2 separate regions of the Mus musculus genome follow, and region 1 is linked to region 2. Evidence: chromatin loops called from intact Hi-C (ENCODE). Cell type or tissue: left cerebral cortex. All regions are shown on one strand.

Region 1 (4,000 bases), 490 kb after region 2:
AAAACTAGTAAGCTAAAGACAGAAGAAGGGAGAGGGGAAGTAGAAAGAGAGAGAGAGAGAGAGAGAGAGAGAGAGAGAGAGAGAGAGAGAGAACAAAGAAACAAAGATAAGAAAGGAATACAGGGAGGGAGGGAGCTAAGTGATGTTGGATTAGGAAGGGCAATATACAAGCATGACTCTGACCTTTCATTGTTCAGGACAAAATATCAGAAATATTTGTGCTCACCATCCATGTCATTGATTCAGAACAACCTCCTGGCATAAGAATATTCTTGATCAGTTCTTTTACTCTCCTTTTGAGCTATGACTGCTTAGAAAAAAACTTTCAAAAATGCAAGATGCTTGTGGTAGCTTTTGAGATTTAAGTCATCTTGATAAAGGAGTCTATGGCTACATATGTCATGGCAGTGTATCAACTGTTACAAAAAATGAATGAGCTGCTGTGTGTTCTGCTATATGGGATCAATGGATACAAACATTAAAGTCAAATAGAAGTGAGAGTAATGACATGAGTGTACCATTAATATAATTGAACCAATACATTAATAGAACACACACCACACACACACACACACACACACACACAGAGAGAGAGAGAGAGAGAGAGAAAGAGAGAGAGAGAGAGATGAGTGAAATTTCTGAATGTCAGGTTCATTAGAGGAACAGGAATTACTTTTTTGTGTGTGCTATGGTGATTTTTAACAACATGTTTAAATTATATTTGAACCAAGACATGTGACTGCATCATCTAAGTTCAATAAAAAATGTACTTTTCCTTATGCAAAACCAACCCAATGTTCAGGCTTAAGAATATGCATCAATTATTATTATGTTTGTCCAAAACTTTGAAATGCTTTTGATTACAAGTATGTATTGGTAACCTTAGAAACTCTTAGGAAAAGGAAGCTAGGCATATTCTGTAAGAGCAGTAAACTTGAAAATAAATGAAGAGATTATTAACAATAATTTATTTCTCATAAGAGGTTTATTAAACAGACTATTTCTTCTGATTTACTTTAAAGATAATCCTCAAGTATATGCCTCCTAAATCAATAACTCCCACTTTAAAAAAGTTTAGTGCTTCTAATGAAGGCAGAAATTAGATGTAGTTCCTATTATATTCAGTTAATTTGGTCTCACTATTGACTTTTGAAACCCTTTGAACAGTTTCAGTTCTCTCTTTCATCTTGTTAATCATGATTACTTCAGATAAAAGAAACAACAACAATCTAAAATCTATTCAAACAGAAACCTGTTGTGGTAATCCTCTACAAGGAAATATGGTGTTGCAGAGTTGACTAGAATGTTACCCTAAAAAATGTTTGCCAAAAATCTAAATTTTGAAAGAGAAACCATGCTCAAATCTGGGTTCTAACCCATGCATTAGTATGCTCCATTATTAAATTATGAACCAATAATTTCATGCCATAAATTAATTAGATTGGTAACTCTGATATTGAGGATAAATGATGTTTTGTTTAAGCTATAAAATGTGTGTTACATTTTAAAGAATACCAATCCATAAAGCACTTTCATAATTGGACATCAATGCTAAATAAAAACCTTGCTTCCATTGTAACAAGGTTTTCTCATGTATTAACTAATAATGTAAAACATTCCTATTTAGATCTGTTTAGAATAATAAAAACGTCTTAGCTTCACTTCAGACCAATCTGATGATTTCCACTTTTTCATTTTGAATATTTACATGCATGGCAGTTTATTCAGTTGCTATGAATAACATAATTCCTGTTTTTCATATAGTTATAAATTTGACCACTACAGTTATCATAATACCAGAGGGATGCAGTTTCTAAGTATCAGTCATAATGAGTAGTTTGAGAATAACTTAAATATCAAATACAATAATATTCCATAACCATCATTTGTTAATTAATGAATAGATTTACCATTTAGTAAGAAATCGCTTTTCTAATGTATTCAGAACCTGGAACTAAATGATTGGTGATTGAGTTCTAAATTAGGTCTACTTGTTTGAAATAATTTATCCTTGAATTCAGATATAACTCATGAAATCTAAATTGTTTCTTTTGTCACATGTAGATATAAAAAATATAGAGTAACTTTTGAGTATTTTTCTTTTCTTGTCATTTATCATCAAAGTCTATGTATGATTAATTCCACATTCCTCATCTGGGTAAGAAACTGGAGACACCTAGTGTATGTCAGAAACATTGCAGAAGCTTTTGTTGTGAACACCTTGAATTCTATTTCTTATATTTTGGATTCACTAGGTCCAACAAACTCATAGCAACATATAAACAGATGGTATTATACTTCATGAAAATTGAAACCACATTAAGTTGTCAAACACATGACTATTAGGCATAACTACCTACTCAGATACCAGCACTTAAATTTACACACAAACACACACACACACACACACACACACACACACACACACACACACACTTTTTCCCAGATCCTTCAAAGTGTGCATGCTTAAGTGAAAAATAATAATGTTTAAAGTCTTGTGCTTAACAAGATTCCTTCGGGTGTAAACAGTAAAGTCTTTGCTTCTGAGATTCTTCTTCTGCCCTACAAGGTTCGTAAATATCCAACTCAGTTCTGTGTCCTGAGGTCAGCCCAAATGGGTTTAATGACAAATCTCATAAAATTGAAGTAGTTGCAAATTCTTAGAAAATTTAGACACTATCTATACAAAAGGAATATGATGAATATACTTAATGTATAAAGTATATGATTAAAATTAAGGTAAAACAAAATAAATTGAAGACAAATGTCAAAGGATTGTTATGATATTTTACTTATGGACTGCACAATGTCCAAAGGAATATTCTTCAACTATAGTTAAAATTATACCAGATGAAAGCTTAAAATTATTATAACAAAATGTTTATATGCCATGAATGTCTATAAAAGAAATATTCTTCTGATGTGATACTAAAAATGTTGGTGGAGTTATCATAACATCAGATGCAAAAGCAGAAAAGTACAAAAACAGAGAAAGAAAATGTTGTTTGTTCCTTAAAATATATTATAAGTCAAGATTTACTGATCAGACAACACTTAAAATATTAATATAATCACCAATGTCTTAATGATATTTACATATTTGTACACACACTCACATATAGCAAAAGAACCAATACGTGACATAAACAGGAAATTAAAGGTATTAATTTTGATAAAACATAGAAAGAGAAAGAAGAATTAGTGACATTAAAATGATATGAAAAATATGGGAGTGTCCTTCAGTGGGAGAAGACAATATGAAAGGAAAGGGACTTTTACTCACTATTAGAATGTGGGTTAGCAAATAAGATGCTTGCTCAAAAAGTTACAAAGTAGAGCTTTCATAACACTGCCATTACACCACTGCAAAAGCATGTTAAATACAGTGCAGTTCACCATAGCGATGAAGTCAGCCTATTATAAATTACACATGTGTAAATATATATTTTAAAAAGTGAAGGATATTTTTCAATTATATTTACTTTTTTTTTTGGCTACTAGGTAAATGCAACTGGAGATGATCACCATAGTGAAACAGATCCATGAAGCCCAGCGTCATGTGTGTTTTGTTTTCATCTATGTGTGGACTGTCTGGGTAAATAGTGTGTACAAGTAAAAAACAAAACAATACAACAACAAGGAGTAGTCAGGACAGGGGTGGAAAGGAAGGACAGAAATAAGAAACAGTGCTAAGGAGCGAGTTGTACAGCAATTTCCTCTGAATAGAAACATTGCCCATTGCCTTGTGGAGAGAGAAGGCAGGTTCATGAGACTCACGATGTGAACAAAAATTAAAACTTCCACAAGCCTGAAAGTTACACAAAGCCCCTTCAGAAGGTTACACACTATAATGACTCATTGCTGTGGAAAGGAAATTCTCTGACTTGCACACTGGAGGTGCTGACAGTATGCCATGCCAGTAGCTCTACAGAGACAGCTTTAGTGAGTCATCAAACATACTGGCATAGGCTTTCCAGGAGAGCAGCTGCCCTTTAGTTAT
Region 2 (4,000 bases):
CTAAGGTACACTTATGTTATTAATCTTTGTGGATAAGCTGGGAAAAATTAAAGCTCATCAAAACTACATTCCAAGTATTAATTAATTAATTTATCTATTGTTTAAAAATTGTCTTTTATTAAATTTGTTCTTAAATAATTTCACACACATAAAGCTTATTCATAACTCTCATACATACCTTCTGCCACCCCTGTTAACCACCCCACTTCTTCTCTTAAATCTCTAATTATTATGAATGGTTTGGAGATGCTTTTGGAACATTCTAAGCTGTGAGTACACAGTAAAATACAGTGGCTCCTCTTCCCCCAGCCTCTCTCCATGTCTTCTTTCCCATGCCTTGATGGGTTGTTGAGAGGACTGAACTTGTGGGATGCCGGTGAAAACTACTCTAGCTGCGAGTTAATGATCACACTAGTATCAAGCCTGAACACCTGCTACAGTTGTGAGCTAATGATTACACCTTTACCAAGCTTGAATACATGCTTATTTTACTTCTGTTATATCGTCTCCTCTCCCCAAATAGTCAATATAGAACTTTTCAATCATATAACTGGTTTCTACATTGTTTTTGCTTGCTGATTCAGTGGTAAGAGTCACTGGCTGCTATTCCAGAGGACCCGGATTCAATTCTCAGCACCCACAAGGCAGCGCCCAACTGTCTGTATCTCTAGTTCAAGGGGTTCTGCCAAGTATTTATAAAAAATACATAATGGATATCAAAATAACTATAGATTATAAAAGGAAATTAGAGTTTCAGATAATTGCACTTAAGATATATTTTTTATTAATTGTACAACATTAAGGTCAAACATGTTTTAAAACATATATATGCTTGAGCATGCATGTATGCACACATAAATCCCAGAGGCATCATGCTGTAGTAGCACTATTAAGATTATAAATGAACCTTTGTCAAGACGGTGATATATGTAGGTCAGTAGCAGATTCTATTTCCATTTCAGCCAAAATAAGTAAAATGTCTGATTTCAAAAGAAAACTATAAAAAATATATTTGTGTAATAATATGAAGAAATGGGACAACCAAATGGACTGAGAATTATCAGAAATGGCCTGAGAACTTTAAAGCATATTTACTAAGGCAAGAGCAATTATCATTAAATGATGTATCACTTTTACAAGTGACACATGAACACAATATCAAAAAAAATGCACATTATGTTTCTCACACTGATCGACAAGGCCAGTAAAAATCCTGTTGAGTGATTTTTTCTTTTTTTTTTCAAGAGATAAACTTTGATTTATTGATGATATATAAAACAAGATAGAGTAGTTTGCATGGACATATGTGTATATGTAGAGTGATTTTTTTCAACTACCAACTAGTCAAGGGTTTATTAAATATCTTTTTATTCAGATAGTCTTTGTGATAATGTTGAAGTAAAATACAATAAAGTGTTTTCAAAACAATATGAACATATTGAACATCAATAAGTGGGAGTGAAAATGGCACATTTTATCTGTTTTACCACAATATACATGCCAACAATTAATGCAAGAATCCTATAGTCTAGCTATAAACACAATATATCCATACTACCTTCAATTTGATAAAAAACATAATTTTAATTATGTGAGGTCAAGTACTGGCCCAGACATGCACCAGTGCCTGTTCTTGCGTAAGGGGGTAGGATGGAATCTATATCTTATTTTGCTCAAAGCACTAGCAGCAATTATACAGTGTAAAATCTTATTTGGGTTTATGTGCCAGTTCGGATCACTTACAATCTGGAGAAGACACACATATTCATAAAGTTTGAATTATTCATAATATAGGTTCCAGGTTGATGCTAAAAAGCCATATTCCATCTGGAGCATCCTAGGATATACAGCACAGAGTAGATAGACTGCATCTCCGAGGGGCCTTATACACTTTTCTATTTTACTTGCACACTTCATCTAACCATTCATTTGCTTATATGACATTTTTCAATGTGGAAAAGGAGTTTGTATAGCTTTGACATTTAAAAATCAAGAAACAGATGATTAAATTAATAAATAACACTGTATTACAGGATAAAACTTGAAATTATAGTTCTTCAGTGAGAGGGGGTGGGTAAGCGGCAAGCAGACGCCACCATCTGTGTATTGAGTGTTTAGAATGTACTACTTCCAGCAGCCAGGGTTTGTTCTGTCTGGGATGGAAATGCCCTCTCACTACTTTCATCTTCAAAACAAGCACAGTGCTTTCATTAAGCCTAAATGGCACTCGAGAGATTATTAAAACAACTCTATCTTTAATTCAAGAGTTCACAAATGGTAGTGTCATGGATCATGTTGGAAGTGGGAGGATAAAAATAACAAGAAATGTGGTTTTGCCTGTGATAAAGAACTACAGAGATACAATATTTCAAAGTTAGAGTGTCTCATTGTGTATGAAAGTCTACAAAACTGTCACACAACAGGTCACTGAAAACAATACCCCATTGTATCATTTTTCTACTCCCAAAATCATAATGTGAAAATAAATGAAATATTAAAGAATATTTTGAATTATAATATTTTATACTCATGTTTATATACAGTAACATTGAATGTGATACATAAAGGCCAATAGAAGTTAGTTTCATTATTTATTTTCATTAACTATCAATAAGGCTGATAAGATAGTTCAGCTGGTAAAAGTGAATCAAAACCAAAATTGGAATCCTCAAAATCCATAGAGCTGGGTGTGGTAACATATACATAATTTCAGTGCAATGTAATAAGAGGGAAAGTAGAGACAGGATAATCTCTGGAAGCTCAGAGGTCAGCACTCTTGGCATTTGCAGCATAAACATCAAACAGACCATCTCAAAATAAAGCAAAAAGCAAGCACCGTCACCTGAAGTTGTCCTCTGACCTCCATATATGCACATGTGACCAGAGTCACACAAGAACCTCCCTTCACACAACATTAATTATAATGCACATTATTTTTACATTATAACTATGGATAATTATGGATAAATGGTGAGGCAATTTAGTTACTACATTTTGAGTCAAATGATTTTTCATAATCTTTAAAGTATATCTTTAAAGATTATGTATAATCTTTAAAGTTTAGTGGAATGCACTATTTTACTATTTTTCTATTATTGTTTTAAAAGTAGTGTTATGCATCCATCAATTTATTCTGACAAACATTATTAGCGTTTCAACACTTAAGTTCTCCCTCAGAATAAATTTGTATAAAATATTTAAATACAAGTTCTAATATTTAACTTTTAGGCAACTAAGTATCAGTAGAGCGCCTAGCCTCCAGGGTGAGCGTGCCCACAACTTGGAGGATGTTTTGTTTACTTGCTTGTTTGCTTGTTTGTTTCTTCATTGTTTTAGGATAACTCATCTTCTCAGTTGTTTTGTTTGAGTTTTAGCTTGGGCACACCGTCACTAGGTTTTGTTTTTCTTTTTAATATTGTAGAAAAAGCAAAGACTTTTATTTGTAGATTTAAGCCTGCCATAATTCTCTTGATATATCTTTTAGAGTCTGCATAAGAAAGTACTAAAATCAAATATTAAATGAAATGTTTTAATTTGGTTTGGGATATTTGATAGAAGTTCTTTCCTTTGCATACTACTACATAAACTTTATCAGAGTAACTTCTGCTGTGACTCACATAGCTAAGGAATACTTTGTAATTGTGCTCACATAGAGGTGATTGTCTATTCTTCATGTTCTTTTATTCTTTTCTATTATTATGGATCATGAATCTTGAAATGATCTATTCTCACCATTGAGATGCCAGCACAACTCATAGCTTTCTTGTCAAATAATTAGAATGTTGTGTCTTAAACAAGATACAACTGCATAATTTGTAGCTAGTGCACATTAGGACCCCCCCTTTTTTTTCCTTTTTTTCTTTTTAACAAAACCTAGCTCTAACACACAAATGTTGCTTTCATTTCCTTCAAGATGGTCAATTTGGATATGAGTACCTCATTATTAAAAAAATAGATGATTAGTATCAGAATAGAGAACTTGTATGAGTATCATGTAAGT

The links. Hi-C counts contacts between places; a loop is a spot of excess contacts. Peaks named below come from ENCODE experiments on the same cell type or tissue, not always from the same donor. Only the 100,000 strongest peaks of a DNase experiment are listed, where the experiment ranks them.
Region 1: it touches region 2 in a loop (6-fold over the local background); 9 of 42 quality-filtered maps call a loop at or near these places.

Annotation. Positions count from the first base shown.
Region 1 is chr2:82,568,379-82,572,378 of GRCm38, forward strand. No RefSeq gene overlaps it. Among named protein-coding and RNA genes, the nearest start is that of A130030D18Rik, 180 kb to the left of the region's middle. In left cerebral cortex, a CTCF peak has its summit at 2,179; a DNase peak (open chromatin) is centred at 3,914.
Region 2 is chr2:82,076,691-82,080,690 of GRCm38, forward strand. All of the region lies in intron 1 of Zfp804a (zinc finger protein 804A), which reads left to right. Among named protein-coding and RNA genes, the nearest start is that of Zfp804a, 25 kb to the left of the region's middle. In left cerebral cortex, no CTCF peak of the experiment used is centred here; DNase peaks (open chromatin) are centred at 1,739 and 2,088.